Linked DNA regions of Homo sapiens: region 1 is linked to region 2. A link is a loop called in an ENCODE intact Hi-C map of the cell type or tissue named here. Cell type or tissue: IMR-90. All regions are shown on one strand.

What was found. Peaks named below come from ENCODE experiments on the same cell type or tissue, not always from the same donor. Only the 100,000 strongest peaks of a DNase experiment are listed, where the experiment ranks them.
Region 1: a loop joins it to region 2, with 4 times the contacts of the local background. A loop is called at or near these places in 5 of 110 quality-filtered maps.

What each region holds. Positions count from the first base shown.
Region 1 is chr4:90,310,576-90,318,575 of GRCh38, reverse strand. CCSER1 (coiled-coil serine rich protein 1) reads right to left here. Exons shown (of 11, transcript NM_001145065.2): 3 at 5,529-5,713. Among named protein-coding and RNA genes, the nearest start is that of CCSER1, 190 kb to the right of the region's middle. RefSeq lists enhancers at 3,204-3,498, 3,234-3,593. In IMR-90, a CTCF peak has its summit at 3,302 (motif pointing left); DNase peaks (open chromatin) are centred at 195, 635, 1,275 and 3,325; H3K4me3 peaks cover 169 bases; H3K27ac peaks cover 1,350 bases; H3K27me3 peaks cover 224 bases.
Region 2 is chr4:91,109,761-91,117,760 of GRCh38, reverse strand. All of the region lies in intron 10 of CCSER1 (coiled-coil serine rich protein 1), which reads right to left. Among named protein-coding and RNA genes, the nearest start is that of CCSER1, 990 kb to the right of the region's middle. In IMR-90, CTCF peaks have their summits at 690 (motif pointing right) and 4,443 (motif pointing left); no DNase peak of the experiment used is centred here.

The sequences.
Region 1 (8,000 bases), 800 kb after region 2:
CTACTTCTTATTAATCAAATATAAATCGGATTTGTTCTTCTACCAAAGTCCTACAGTTATGTTTTTACTGTGTCATTCACAGTTTCCACATAAAAGCAGCAGGATGCTAAATGAAAGAAAACATGCTGTGTCAGAGTAAAATTGGCCATAAATGAAAGTTGTCTGAATCACTTAGCACAAATAGTACAGGGCAACTTTGCAAATGCATTTGCTGAGTAATCTGAAGATAATGCAACCTTCAAAACCAACTGCTTGGTGCAATGAAAATAAATACTTACAAAAATAGTAAAGATTCCTTGAGTCAAGGAAAAAAGTAAACTTAGTTCACTTAAGATACACATCTCAAGGCCTTTAAGTAAGGAAGAGAGAATATTCTAAAGAATAAAACCTGTAGTATATATGAATTCTTCAGTTACAGAGATGTTTTCATCTTTTCAACCACAAAGACCAGGACAGTGTGAAGCACAAAGTCAGGGCCCATTAAATGACTCTGGACAAAAGGGAAAGAGGAGGCAGTCAGTAAATCTCGATTAATTAAAAGAACTTGGATACAACAAAATATTTGGGAATATGAGTCATTAAGTGTTCACCAAACCTAAGTCTCCGCCTCTAGATACAGGAAACTCATTATTATTCTTGGCTGCTTTTGTTTCTAGTTTGGGCCATATGATTAGATCTGACCAATGAGTTGTGAGCAGAAGAAAGTGAGTTTCACAATTCAAAGTATTTTATTACAGGGACCTCCAGAGATCTCTTTCTTTTTGCCATGGTAAAAGGCAATGTTTGCAGAGTTAGCTGCTTCCACAGCCTGAATACAGGAGGAGGAGACATTGAACAGAACCCCAATGCCTTCCACAATAAACATGTAGCCTAAGTGAGAAAGAAATCTATATTATATAAGTCGCTAGATTTGGAAGTTATTATTTATTTATTTTATTTTATTTATTTATTTTTGAGACAGAGTTTCACTTTGTTGTTCAAGCTGGAGTGCAGTGGCATGATCTCAGCTGACTGCAACCTTCACCTCCCAGGTTCAGGCAATTCTCCTGCCTCAGCCTTCCGAGTAGCTGGGATTACAGGCACTGGCCACCATGCCCAGCTAATTTTTGTATTTTTACAAAATGCAAATAGAGACGGGGTTTCACCATCTTGGCCACGCTGGTCTTGAACTCCTGACCTCAAGTGATCTGCCTGCCTCAGCCTCCCAAAGTGCTGGGACTACAGGCTTGAGCCACCACGCCCAGCGGTATTTTTTATCACTTAGCCAAGTTTATCCTGACTCATCCACTTAGGCATTTTTCCTTCCTTTAACGGTACCAGGTCTTCTGTATTGTTCATTATATATGAATCTACTCTCACATTAACTTTTTTAGAGAGTAATCTTGTAAATATTTAGAGTTAGAATTCCCTATGTAAAGCCATTGGAGAACCCATGAGAAATCCTTACATGTATACATTTATATACCATAGTCTGGAGAGAAACTTCCTGAAGTAAGTTCTTTAAAGAAATATGTTCTTTAACTTTTTTCTAGAACAGCATTTTAAATTTTTTGGACAATCGCAAGAAATGTATTCAGAAAGCTACTCATTAGAGAAAAATTGGAAAAATACTATAAAGAGGTTTGAAAAAATATAATAAATGTGAACACTTATCAAATTGTTCCAAATTTACTTTGGATTCCTTTAATAAACCTAAGCCAATCCCAATTTGTTCTCGGCATTTGATGTTTGAAGAGTTCATACATCCTGTCCTTTCGCTTCCAGATTGAAATACCCCAGAAGTACACAAAAACAACAGAACTGTGGTATATCTAACTATATCTAATCCATCAGGTAATATCTTCGGTCTTTCAGGAAATGCTCAGCATCTTAATAAATAGAGCCATATTTTATTATGAGAATTGAAATCCCCATGAACTACATGAAGGGCTGCATTAATGCTAACATTAAAAGTTAGGAGTAAAGAAGTATTACAAAACTGCTAAGTATGAATATCCTCTTTTGTGACAAAGTTCCTTTTTGATGGGATATCTCTCAGTAAGGACATTGATACTATTCATCAGCATTTCAAGAAACATGACCGCATTTTAAGTTCAGATTAAGCACTAAATTTTGTTTCTGTTTTCCTCTTTTGTATCTCTTACAGAATGCTGCAGCCTAGACTTAGAGCAAGCAAGGTTAGATTGCTTTAAATGTTTTAATTTCATTACACCAAATTGATGCAAACAATTGAAAAATGGCTCAACTTAATTTTAAATCGAATACATTTTCCCAAAAGATTGTAGGATTTGAACTTAGAAAGGATCCAAATCCAAATCTTATCTCTGCCATTTATGAGCTATGTCATTTTAGGCAACCTGCTTATCTTCTCAGTACCTTATTTTCCTCTTTCGCAAAATTTGATCACCACAGAATCATTTAGTTGATAGTACTGTTGTGAGGACTGAATGTGATAATACATGTCAGGCATTAAAAGTAGTCACTTGGTTCCAACAAGCATTAAAAACACATGTTTCTATTATAATTGCTTTAAAATAAAATAACTGAACCATGGATACATTCTTAAATACATGCAGTTGCTTAAATTATTTTGGAAGAGGAATATAGAAAATGTGCCAGTGTTCACACAGACAGCTACAATTTTCCAAATATACATCACTTGTTTCACATGTATCTAGAACTAAATAATCCCTACCATTTCTTCCTTACAGTGCTACAAGTTAAAAAACATATTTCATGCATTTTAAATTAATTAATTAAGTGTGAAGTAACTGCTCAGGTGCGGTGACTCACACCTGTAATCCCAGCACTTTGGGAGGTGATGTGAGTGGATCACCTGAGGTCAGGTGTTCAAGACCAATCAGGCCAACATGGTGAAACCACATCTCTACTAAAAATACAAAAATTAGGCAGGCATGGTGGCACACACTTGTGGTCCCAGCTACTCGGGAGGCTGAGGCACAAGAATCACTTGAACCGGGGAGGGGAGGTTGCAGAGAGCCGAGACTGCACCACTGCACTCCAGCCTGGGTGACAGAGTGAGACTCTGCCTTAAAAAAATTAAAAATTAAAATAAAAAATGAATAAACTGTAAAGTAACTGAAAGATGAGACATAACTTGTAAAATCCAAAGGAAGATGGTAAGATCGTGAAGTAGTTTTTGGTAGTTCTCTTTAGGAAATTCAAAAGTTTCAGTATTTATTTCAGTAAGTTTCATCTGTAAATCCAATGAACATGTACAATATTTTACCAAGTTTCTGTTCCAACCCTGATATACTGTCCACCACCACGGCAGTGGTGTCTTTCTGCCATCTAGTGGACAGACTATAATACTACAGGCACACTTTTGAAAATTTAAATATAAGGCCTCAAAGGAACAAAACCACTTTTGTTTCTTAAGTTTTAAATCTTAAAAGCGGATCGGAGGGCTGAGCGTGGTGGCTCACGCTTGTAATCCCAGCACGCTGGGAGGCTGAGGCGGGTGGATCACTTGAGGTCAGGAGGAGTTCAAGACCAGCCTGGCCAACATGGTGAAACCCCCTCTCTGCTAAAAATACAAAAATTATCTGTGCATGGTGGCAGGTGCCTGTAATCCCAGGTACTCGGGAGGCTCAGGCAGGAGAATTGCTTGAACTGGGGAGGTAGAGGTTGCAGTGAACCGAGATCGCACCAGTGCACTCCAGCCTAGGAGACAGAGCGAGACTCTGTCTCAAAAAAAAAAAAAAAAAAAAAAAAAAAGTAAATCTGAGAAGAGTGACTTTGTGATATTATAAGAAGCACTTTTTACATTTTATTTATTTATTTATTTATTTTTTATTTATCTTATCGAGACCAGGTCTTGCTCTGTTGCCCAGGCCGAAGTGCAGTGGTGCAATAACTCACTGCAGCCTCCAACTCCTGGACCCAAGTGATCCTCCCACATCAGCCTCCTGAGTAGCTGGAACTACAGGTGCAACCACTTCTAGCTAATTATTAAATTTTTTTTTAGAGATGAGTTCTCAATATTTTGCCTAGGCTTGTCTCAAACTAGAATTATTTAAATTAAATGCAGTATGAAAAACACATGAGATATGAGAGAATATGTAAAAGGCACAACTTTGAGCAAGTTGAATAGTGTAACCCTATTAATATAAATGCCTCTCCATGAAGAAATACTGAAAATGTTGTGATGATAAATGTTTTGTAATACTTCATTAGTCCTAACTTTTAATGGTGCATCAATTGGAAATCCGCTTTAACATATTTTCATACTTAGACCAAAAATATCCACTGCAACAATAATAATATAATAGCCAATGCACAAAAGAACAAAACGAAGCATGAAATATATGTTTCCATATGTACAAATGTAAACACATACTCACATAGTCATTCTTTAGTATAATGGAAACAAGACACCTATTATCACTTGCTATTTTGTGGTTACAAATTTGCCCAGGATTAAGAAATGGTCACACCAGAAAAAAACGATTAAAACCTCTAACATCAAGCACAGTGATTTTGCTATCACACAATGTTACCTTACTAACTTAAGGCTTCTTCACAAAATAATTATCAGATCTCAATTACCTAATATTTTCATTTGAAACCCAATTATGTAAAACAATAGAGATATCATAAGTGATTTATTTTTGAGCATTTTTCACATATATGCATGGATAGGTAGGTAGAAAGATTATTTTAAGGAACATTTTTAGATAATAGATGTTAAATACACTGCTGAAAAAGGACACATTTGTGAGAAGGTGAGCAAAGTGATCTCCAAAAGGCAATCACACTCTAATACTTGTGAAACCTGAGGCCACATGGACCCAAGGCTGCAGTTCGCCCCTCATCTCTTCCCACCCCTGGGTCCATCTCATACCATGAGGGAGCTTCATACTAATGCCTCTGTGACACCCTAGTTCACACATACAAACTCAGACCATGCCTCTCCCCACACACCCCACCTCCACCCTCATACTAAAAGCAGGCTCTACAATTTGGACCAGGAATAGGGTATCTTGATTACCTCCAATGTATGCAAGCATTGGATGGGCATTTCACATTGGTCCTCATAAGCTTCACACCAACTCCTCACCCTTTGTGGAAGGGCACTGCAGGAGGACAGCGAGGATAGGGTCTACAGGGACTAAGAGTGGTACTGGAGTAAGTGTGATTTACAAAAGGGTATTTTCTGGAGGGCTATATGGTGGAGAGAAGATGTGAAATAATGGTGTCAAAGGGGAGCCTCATGTTCAGCATTTTCCCTAGTTTCTGTATTCAAGTGTCTTGTTCTAGAATAAAGAATGTCAAACTTTCCATGGAAGCAAGGAAGACAGGAACTAAAGACAGCTGTCATGGTGAACTCCATCCTGACCTAGGTGAAAAATTTGTTTCTCTGACTTGTAATGTCAACTATGGAAACAAATTTTCCCTTCAAATATGAGGTGTCTATCCTGTAGTCTGTGTTCATTTTGCAAGAGACATGAACATGTCGGATATAGACAGCATTATTTTATTAGAGGCAGACATATGTATATACTTACCAAACTGTTCATTTTTGAAGATGAAGAACCTGCTCTTTGCTTTCTTAAACTATTAACTTCTTCTATATTTCCATCTTTCGGTTTCAAAATCATTCTGCTACTCCCTGCAGTGCCTTCTGACGAGGATCGCAGTCTCCTCTCTATAAATCTTCCTTCACGAAATGGACTGAGACTACTGGCAAGAACTATGGAAAGGAAAATAAATAAAAATGAAGGTAAATATTTAAATGTAGTTTTTACAAATGTCCCACTGAAAGATCATGAAAAACTCTTAGTGTTATTCAAAGTTTCTCTATCACAAGAAAACTTTTAAATGTATAGCATCAGTTTAGTTCACTTAATCATGTAATCTCTTTGAAGCCCAAAACGTTTGGAGTCATCCTTTGTTGCTTCGTTGCTCACATTAATCACATAAATGAATCCTGTCCTTATTTCCTTCAAACTGTATACAGAATCTGATTCCTTCTACCTCTCCTTCTAAGACCCTGGACCAAATCTATGCTGGCTTGGTTACTGCAATATTTGCTACAATTCTCCTACCTCTGCCTACTCTCATCTGCCTCTCCACCCGCAACACAATCTACATTCCACATAGTAGCCAGAATCATATACTTAAAACATAAGTGAGGGCCATCACCACCACTCCTCTAGCCAAAAGGTGATGTTTTTCAAATGGCATAACAAATTCTTCATAATATGACCCATATGACTGCTCTCTCTGTCCCCAAACCAGGGACAGGAGGAGCACCCTGTTCACCTGCTCACCTCTGCAATCTCATGTCCTGCTCTCCCCTCCATCACTCTGCTCATGCCACACTGGACTCTTGCTGCTCTGGTACATCACTGGCATGCTCCAGCCCTACACAGCCTTTGACTCACAACCTTGCACTAATATATTTCTCTCAAATATCTGTATGACTTATTATTTAAGTTCCTTCAAACCTTTACCAATATGTTACCTTGGGTATCATCCTGTTACATTTAAAAATGCAAACTGGAATCCCACTTCTGCTTCCTAAGCCTTTATTCTGCTTTAAACTTACCCTCAGCAGTTATCACCATCTGATATATATAGCATGTTAACTGAGTATCCCCAGTGGAAAGTAAGCCTCAGGAAGGCAGGGATCTAGGCCTGTTTTGTGTATTGCTACATCCCTAGTGCCTAACATAGTGTTAAAACAATAAATATTTGCTGAATGAATGAATGAGTAAATGAAAAAATTGTTCTAATTAGGCTCATCTACTAGTTTAAAGACTGTCCAGAATCTATTAGTCCAATATATAGCAGTTCTTTTTAAATAACTTTTTAAGACAATGAATAAAAGTTAAATTGCCAGATAACTCATTAGTTCTGACATGATTGTACACCTAGAACACTTAGATGTGTATAAAGTACTGGCTTAAATATTTCATACAAAATACAAACTAAATTTAGCATTATGAAAGTTAGTGTCTATAGCAACTCTTTATTGGATAAAATACATTTACTTAGCTGTTTTTAAAATTTTAAACTTCAAAATTATAAAATCCTTATAAATAGCACATGAATATTTTCAAAAACTAAAGGATAGTTTAGTTTGTTGACATTACCAGCTTATTTATCCAAGAACAGCCAACACATTATCAAATCAGCAAAATTAATGTGTTATTGTGTTACAAATAGGATCCCAATCAACATAGTAATAGTCTCCAAGATAACTGATCATTCTCTAATTTCCAGAGAGAGAAAAATATGCAGTATTCAATTAGGCTTTGAGGAAAGTCATCATTACTAAATAAGAATTAGATATGTCAGGATAATTGCATTTCTATCTCTTTTTTATATAATTTTAAAACTTCCTGGATTTCAATATCAAGTCCATCATTTGCTAACTATGTGACCCTATAAAGTTATTTAACTTATTATAAATTTTAGTTATTAACATGACATGCAAAATTTTTATAAGGACTATATGAAACAGTGCATGCAATCTTCTTAGTACATTTTTGGGCATATATTAATTATACAAAAGGGTAACCATCATTAATATCATCATCATTATCATATTCTCATGATTATATTACAGGTAAAGGAGCTAGGCATATATGACTAAAGAATACAAAGTTCCAAAAATGGACAAACATGGTCACGTGCATAAAAGTGATCTTGTATCAAATGAGAAAAGTATTAAGACAGCTGGAAAATTAACTCATGCATTTAAAACTTTGAAATTCTATGTTTATGGATAAACTTTATAATCCTATTACTCGTGACATTATGTCACATAAATTTTATTTAATATTTTAAGTCATGACATGTAGTAAAGCATAGTTATGGAGAGCCAGAGCTTTGGATTCAGAGAGTTGTAATCTGACTGCACTACTTACCAGCTGTATGATTCTTTAGCCTGTTTTCACATTTGTAAAATGGGAAACATAGGAGCCTACCTCATAGGATTTATATCCCAATAAATGAATTATTAGTTTTGTGAT
Region 2 (8,000 bases):
AAGCCAGGGTTTTTAAAGTGTGGTTGACACCACAAAACTGATGCTCTTAATCATTTTTTTTTCTGCCTATGGCATTGGCTTTTGGGACAACATAAAGTCACACCTTACAACGCAAAGGTACAAAACTGAGGTACCTTTCGAAGCCTTGACTTTGAAACACGCAGTAAATCACTAATACATTTTTAAAAGATGGTTTTGGTTTCTTCTTATGAACTTCATTGAATTGAAGTACATAAAGTAATTCTATTCATCCACTTAATAAGCATTTACATAGTACTTATTCTACATCAGATACTATTCTAAGAATGTTATAAGCTACTTAATCTACAATAACCCTGACATAGGTCCCAGACAAGGAATGTGTGGCATAAAGTTAGATAGCTTGCTTAAGGCCAACTCAACAGCTAATAAGAGGTAAAGTCTAGATTTGAACCCTGGCAGACTGGATTCTGGTATTAACACTATGATGTCTCAGGAAGGTCCTCACATTCAATGATCATATTCATAATCTGCAATTGTTTTCTAGTCCTGCTAAGCCTCAAGGCTCATTTACATGGAACCAAGGTTTACATATATAAATGGATGTTGCTGTAATGAATGCTATCTTTTTATTTCCATTTGCAAGCTTAACATTAAAGGCTGATTGTTTCTGTTTAGCTTTGTACTAGCAATTAAAACATTCTGCCATTAGGTGGTGCCTTCTTTATGGCTCAAAACCTGCATGGAGGTTTCTTTAGGTATGATTCATTGAGAGGCTCAAAAGCAGGCTTTATATGCAAATTTATTTCTAGCAAACAAATATAAAAATTTGACTAGTAAAGTAGCCTACTAAATATGATGAACATTTAAAAAATCACCAGTCTCTCATTTAAGTAATTTTTAAACCCATTCTTCCCTCTTAGAATTATGAAAGAAAAAATATATAATTCCCAAACTTCCCACTCGGTAAAACTAATTCTTCATGCAGGTTGAAGTAAAAAAAATGATCCCTGTTTTTTGTTTATCACTTGGAGACCAAACAAGGCAGCCTGTTAGATAGTTTATTCCTATCCTTCCTAAACTGCAATTTTCTTTAACAACAAAAACAGCAGTAGCACCACCACCAGCAGCAACAACAACCACCATCTCCAAAGCATTTACAAAATGTTATGTATGTTCTAATGGCTTTGCATATTTTGGCCCATTTAATTCTCATAATAACTCTATGAAGTAGATACCACAACTGTCTCCCATTTTAAGGAGGAGAAAACTGAGGCTCATTACTGTTTCTAATTCTTTGCTGTTGTTATTACAAGAGCTAGTAAATTACCTAGCAGGGATTTGTTCGCGGGCATTCTGGTTCCAAAGAGCATGCCCTCTCATCACTAGGCTCTCCTGTTACTCTTTTACTAAATCAGAGCTTGCAAGCGGCACACTGTGAGTTCCTGGATTTTCCATGGTGGTTTCTCACTAGAAAAAGCCAGGGATTTCCAGCTTCATCCATGTCCCTACAAAGGACATGAACTCGTCATTTTTTATGGCTGCATAGTATTCCATGGTGTGTATGTGCCACATTTTCTTAATCCAGTCTATCATTGTTGAACATTTGGGTTGGTTCCAAGTCTTTGCTATTGTGAATCATTCTCAGCAAACTGTCGCAAGGGCAAAAAACCAAACACTGCATATTCTCACTCATAGGTGGGAACTGAACAATGAGAACACTTGGACACAGGAAGGAGAACATCACACACCAGGGCCTGTTGTGGGGTGGGGACAGGGGGGAGGGATAGCATTAGGAGATATACCTAATGTAAATGACAAGTTAATGGCTGCAGCACACCAAGATGGCACATGTATACATATGTAATAAGCCTGCACTTTGTGCACATGTACCCTAGAACTTAAAGTATAATAAAAAAAAATATATATATATATATATAAAAGAATGGAAATTTGAAAAAAAAAAAAAAAAAAAGAAAAAGCTAGGATAGGCAGGGAGCAAGAGGAGGAAGCCACTGAGTGATTACCAAATCTTTCTCCAACTTTCGTTATATATCCAACTTATTTACTCATGCATTCAACATTCCATTGAAATTTTTTTTAGTATGTACCCTGAGCCAGGCAAAAGTAGAAAGCAAAAGATGGAAGGCGTACATAACAGAGAACATTTCTCTAGTCTTTATCAGTATAAAAAAAGAGTTGACCAAGGCGGGCAGATCACGAGGTCAGGAGTTGGAGACCAGCCTGGCCAACATAGTGAAACTCCATCTCTACTAAAAATACAAAAATTAGCCGGGCATGGTGGCGCACACCTGTAGTCCCAACCACTTGGTAGTCTGAGGCAGGAAAATCTCTTGAATGTGGGAGATGGAGGTTGCGGTGAGCCGAGATCAGGCCACTGCACTCCAGCCTGGGCAACAGAGCAAGACTCCATCTCAAAAAGAAAAAAAAGAAAGAAAAAAAGATTTGATGTTCTTTTCTGATAAGACAGGAGTACAAACTGGGTACATTTTATTTGAGAAATGTATTGCTAATGATCTCACTTAGTTGAAAACTCATAATTCAATGCAAATATTGACAAAGTTGGTAACTATTTTCACTTACTTTCTAAAAAGACATCCCTTTGTAGAAATAACATAATTTATTATTCAATTGGCCCTTCAACTTTGACATTATGCTATTATTTATACATATTTAATATTAGAAGTTAAAACTATTTCTAATTTTTGAAATAAACTGGAAATATATTATTCTTTTATTTTGCTAACTTTCCAATTTATATAATTTAATTTCCCATAAAATAAAAACTCACGGCATGTATAAAATATTAAGAGAAGGAGATAAACTGTTTCCATGACTACATTAATTTCTTACATTTTAAAATCTGTGGAGAAAATTATCATGTTGTATATAAGTGTACAATTTTAAATCAGTTAATGAGATTTAACTCCTTTTAATAATTAACAATAACAGAAGCAAAAATACTAACAACCAATGAGTTTGGCAGAAAGGTTAGTCTGATGAGATACTGAAATTGACTAAACTGAAGAGAAGCTGTAAAATATAAGGAGAAGCGGGAGCCGTCTCCCTCCCTCTCATCTTTCTTTCATTTGTATAATTGCTAACTGCTTTTGTGCCACCAACTGCAAAGAGCAGGAAGCAGGATGAGGTCCATTCAAATGCACGCATTCAGGCCTAAGCACCCTCTCATCATTCTTTCTGACAGTGTTTTCTTCTGATTAGAAAGGGTTTCTACAGTGATACCTCTCCTCAAGTTCTGGGTCTTTATTGGGACTCTCCAAAAGCAGAGTTAGGTCTAAAAATACGATGACATCTTGACTGAGCAGGCAGGAACATAGTGGGCCTTTAGCATACTTAGGAATGTGCTTCTAAGTGTTTAAGATCCAAGTGTTGATAATGGAAGTCACATTATCAACATAATTGGTATCTATAGATGCTCTTTGGATTCCAAAGTCTCAGAGTAAATACACCCTACAGTAAGAGTATTATGATGTTTCTTGACTTTGAATCAAGGAAACATCATAAGCTTATAAGCTGCTTGGAGGTAGTGTCTGTATTTCATGGATATGTCCATCACTAATTAACAACTCTATCTTAATAGTAGCTATTGGCTGGGCATGGTGGCTCAAGCCTGTAATCCCAGCACTTCGGGAGGCCGAGACGGGCGGATCACGAGGTCAGGAGATCGAGACCATCCTGGCTAACACGATGAAACCCCGTCTCTACTAAAAATACAAAAAATTAGCCGGGCGTGGTAGTGGGCGCCTGTGGTCCCAACTACTCGGGAGGCTGAGGCAGGAGAACGGCGTGAACTCAGGAGGCGGAGCTTGCAGTGAGCCGAGATCGCGCCACTGCACTCCAGCCTGAGCGACAGAGCGAGACTCCGTATCAAAAAAGAAAAAAAAAAAAATGTAGATATCAAATGCTAAATTGCAAAAAACATAAATAACTGAGAATAAAAATCTATCTGCTCCTTTTCAAAATCTATATTTATATGTTTAAAAGATTTCTATGAATGATAAATTGCTTTATGTTTAGTAAAAGCTTATAGAAACAAAGTCACTGACTCTTAACTCAAAGGGTATGTGTGAGTGCCTAGATAGCTCAATAATAGCTTATTTTGTCAATAAAGATTTAATCCATTGGGAAAGGTAGCATATGCTATTTATCATACGGAGGCCAGAGGCTCAGTTATCACAAAAGAAACAGAATGTAGCTTGGATTGTGGGAAAACCACGGGCTTGATGGCAGAAATTTAAATCCCACCTCTACATCATACTAGCTGTATGACCTACTAATCACTCAAAACGTAAGTCTCCAGGGTGGATTTGTGATGATAATACCTGCTTTGCAGAATTATTTAAAAAGTCTTGGCACACAGTAGGTCCTCAGTAAAGGTTAGTTGTTCTTGATTGAGAAATTGCTATCAGAAATGTGCTAGTGACATCTAGTGGTAATTCCTGCAAATCTCAAGAAGGTCTCCCTTGCAACTCAGAGCCTCCCAACACAATGTCATGCGTTTGTTGTATCAACAAATGTTTAATAAACACTTCCTGTACTTAAGTCTCTTAAATCAGGTTCTGAAGATTGTAAAGATATAAAAGACACAATCCCTACCCTAGAAGATCTCTTGATTTAGTAAAACAGACACATGTAAGGCAATTAATATTTAAAAATGTAATAATTTCTATAGCCGCAGCTATAACAAGTGCAAATATGCCACAGAATAGGTAACTTCTTCTGCTGAATGAGATGCCATTTGTACTGGGTCTTAAAGAAAAACTAAAATTCCCTCATTACGTCTTAGCTGAAGAAGAGATGAGAAAATTTGGATATTTCTAAAATGGTAAGTTAAGGCCTCTTTGCTAAAGTCTCAGTTGATGAAGTTTAGCCCTTATCTTTGTGTGATGGGAAGGTAGTAATATTCTTCCATGAAAATGTCTTGTAATTATATTCCAATAACAATATAGAAGAGAGGCTGAAGATGGAAGAGGACAGAGGATGGAGAAACAATTAAGAAGTTATGATCATAATTTCCTTCAGAGATGATGAAGACACAAACTCATTCAACACGAATTGAGATAAACAGGAAGAAATAAAACTGAGATTGAAGTAGAGACTGCATAATGACCTTGAGAACAGGGAGTATAAGAGAGAAAGAAGTATGGTTGATTCAATGTTTTCTGCAATGAGTGACCCTTAAGTAGTAATACATTAAATGAAATAGAAAACTAAGCAGAAAGAACTTGTGTATGAAGGAGGAAAGAACAAAGATAATAAAGATTATCAATTCACTGTCTCTGTACAAATTTTTAAAACTTACAGAATAGTTAGGTCAAAATATCCAACAAGTAAATAAATACATAGGTCTGGAGATAAAGCTGTATTAGATAAAAACTTAAGAACCGTCAGAACACAGTCAAACTTTATAATCACTTAAGGTATGAGATTACTCAGAAAAAGAAAAAAAAGTGTCAAAAAAGGAAGGCCTACAAGACAAAGATCTTTAGGAAACGTCATTATTCAATGAGCAAAAATAAAAACTGGACTTGTCCTCAATTTTTCAGGACGATCTCTTAGTAAGTTACAGATACATGCTTAGACCACAAACATGGCTTTGGAAATAGCTTTGTGATAGGAATATCTCAGCAATACCGGAATATAACTTTTAGAAACACGTTAAAGCTGACTTTAAGGTTTAAAGGCAGAGCTATAAAGTGCTTTCCCCACAGTTACATGAAATAAGGCATATTTGAATGTCCTTTCATAACATAAAACTGGTTTATGCTTTAAGAGTAGCCCTTCCAAGGTTAGAAAGAAAATTTTATTTGACTGCATATAAAATGGACAGCTTTTCCATTTACCCTATTAAATTTGGCCATCTAGTTTTCTTTCCTTTTTTTTTTTTTTCTGTTTTATTGTCTTCTTCTTTCTCTCTTTTTCTCTTTTCCTTTCTCCTGATACAGTATTTCTTGCTTCAGTGATTCCCGGGAAAAGAGCCCAGTTGGTTTAATGTTTTATTATTACAGACTACCTCATGAATTATAGAGTATTAACTCTACATTGGTAGAGTTTTCAGGATGGAAAAGAAGAGTTATTCATGCTACTTAATACCTACAAATTTATGACCTCCTAAAATATATACAATCTTTATTTTATTTTTAAAATTCAAATTACTCCCTTTTATGTCACCTCCTATGTTAGCAGAAATTATGAAAAATACTTGTTCTATCAATTAATTGTATTGTCCAATGACTAATATTTTCTATATGCCAATGCACAGTTTCTTGGTCCTCATATTCATATATCACTTTTGTGTCATTTTAAAGAGTGTCCTTCCTTAATTATTACACATTAGTTTAAATACCATTTAACAATGTCATTTTAAAACCTATGTACTAAATCCACATGCATTACATAACTTCAGGCAATCAGTTAATCTTCTTTCCACCTGAATCAGCCTTATTTATTCAAAAGGGAATTACAGTTCAAGGTGGTCACATTAGATAAAAGTGATGAGTGTCTGCAGACCTTGTATAATTTAATTTTGACAAAGGATAACGGGTAATTTAACCAGCTGAGTTTGCCCCATAATGCAACAGCATAAACATGCTTTAAAATTCACTTGAATCACCAGCTTTAAAATTATGAAACTTGTCAAATTAAAAAAAATTCAACCACATTTAAAAATGGTTCCCATAAAATCAGGCTATATACTTATTTTTCTCACTATATCAAATTTTAATTTTAATAACTCAAATACACCTAAGAAGTGCCAACTATTATCATCATCTATATATTTAAGTAGGATATTATGGGAAGAAATTAAATTAAATATACTTACCAACTTTTACTGCTCTATTTATTTCTAAATGACCCCAAAATATAATATATGAAAGGCAAAAGGAAAAAAAAGAAGAATGAATGATCTATGTATGCAGAAAGAAACCAGTATCATTTGCTGTAAACCCAACTCTTAATGATCTTAAAGAAGAAACAACATTCAACTCAACAAACATTTATTGGGTACTTACTACATATTAGAAGCCATACTAGGTTTTATGAATATAAGTTGAATAAAACATTGTTCTCTAGGAACTCATAGTCTATTTGACAGACTGACAGAGATAAACAAAAAGTCACAGTACAATGTGATAAGCACAATATTACAGAAATAAGTGTCAAGTACTATTTTTGCAACTAGTAATTCCTGAGAAGTTTCTCCGTGAATAGGCCACTATTCAGTGTGGGATGTGGTGTTGAGTAAGTGGCTTTACACTTAGTGAGTAGAATGTCTACTGTCTTATTAATTCAAAGTGAAGTAACAGAAACAACAGTATTTAAAACTTTCCTAGTGAGTATTTTTATTGGTACCAGATATTGAGGTCATCATTTTTATAGGCAATTTTATTTTATCTATTCATAACAATCCTATAAGGAGCAAGCACTAAGTTTATTTTTTTCCTAGTGAAGAAACAACTGAAATATGAAAAGATAGGCAACTTGTTCAACATCACATTGCTCACTGACTCCATGTGTCTCAACAAATGTGTTAATTTTTTTTTAAATTCCATTTTTCTAGAATATAAAGTAAATCTACATTTCACTAAGTTTTTACATAACCAAGCATAGGACAACACTGATGATATGGTTTGGCAATGGTGTCAGATAACAGGTAGATGAGTTAAAATTGCTAAATTTCTTTAATTTGCTTAGTTTTAATCTAAGCAAAGGGCAGAACTTGTATAAGAAGCTCCAAAATACGTGCTATATAAAAAGTTTAATATACTATCCTGCCTTCTATTATATAATCATTCTTTGGTTTTGAGATAATTTAATGAATTTTTGTGTCATAGATGTCTTTGTCTGAAAAACAATACAACATATACAAAATTCTAATAAATTATTTTATGACCCTTTGTGAAACCATGGGCTCCATTAATGCCTAAATCTTAGCAGTTTTATTTGACTGGAGTTCTACATTAAAACATTTATGAATT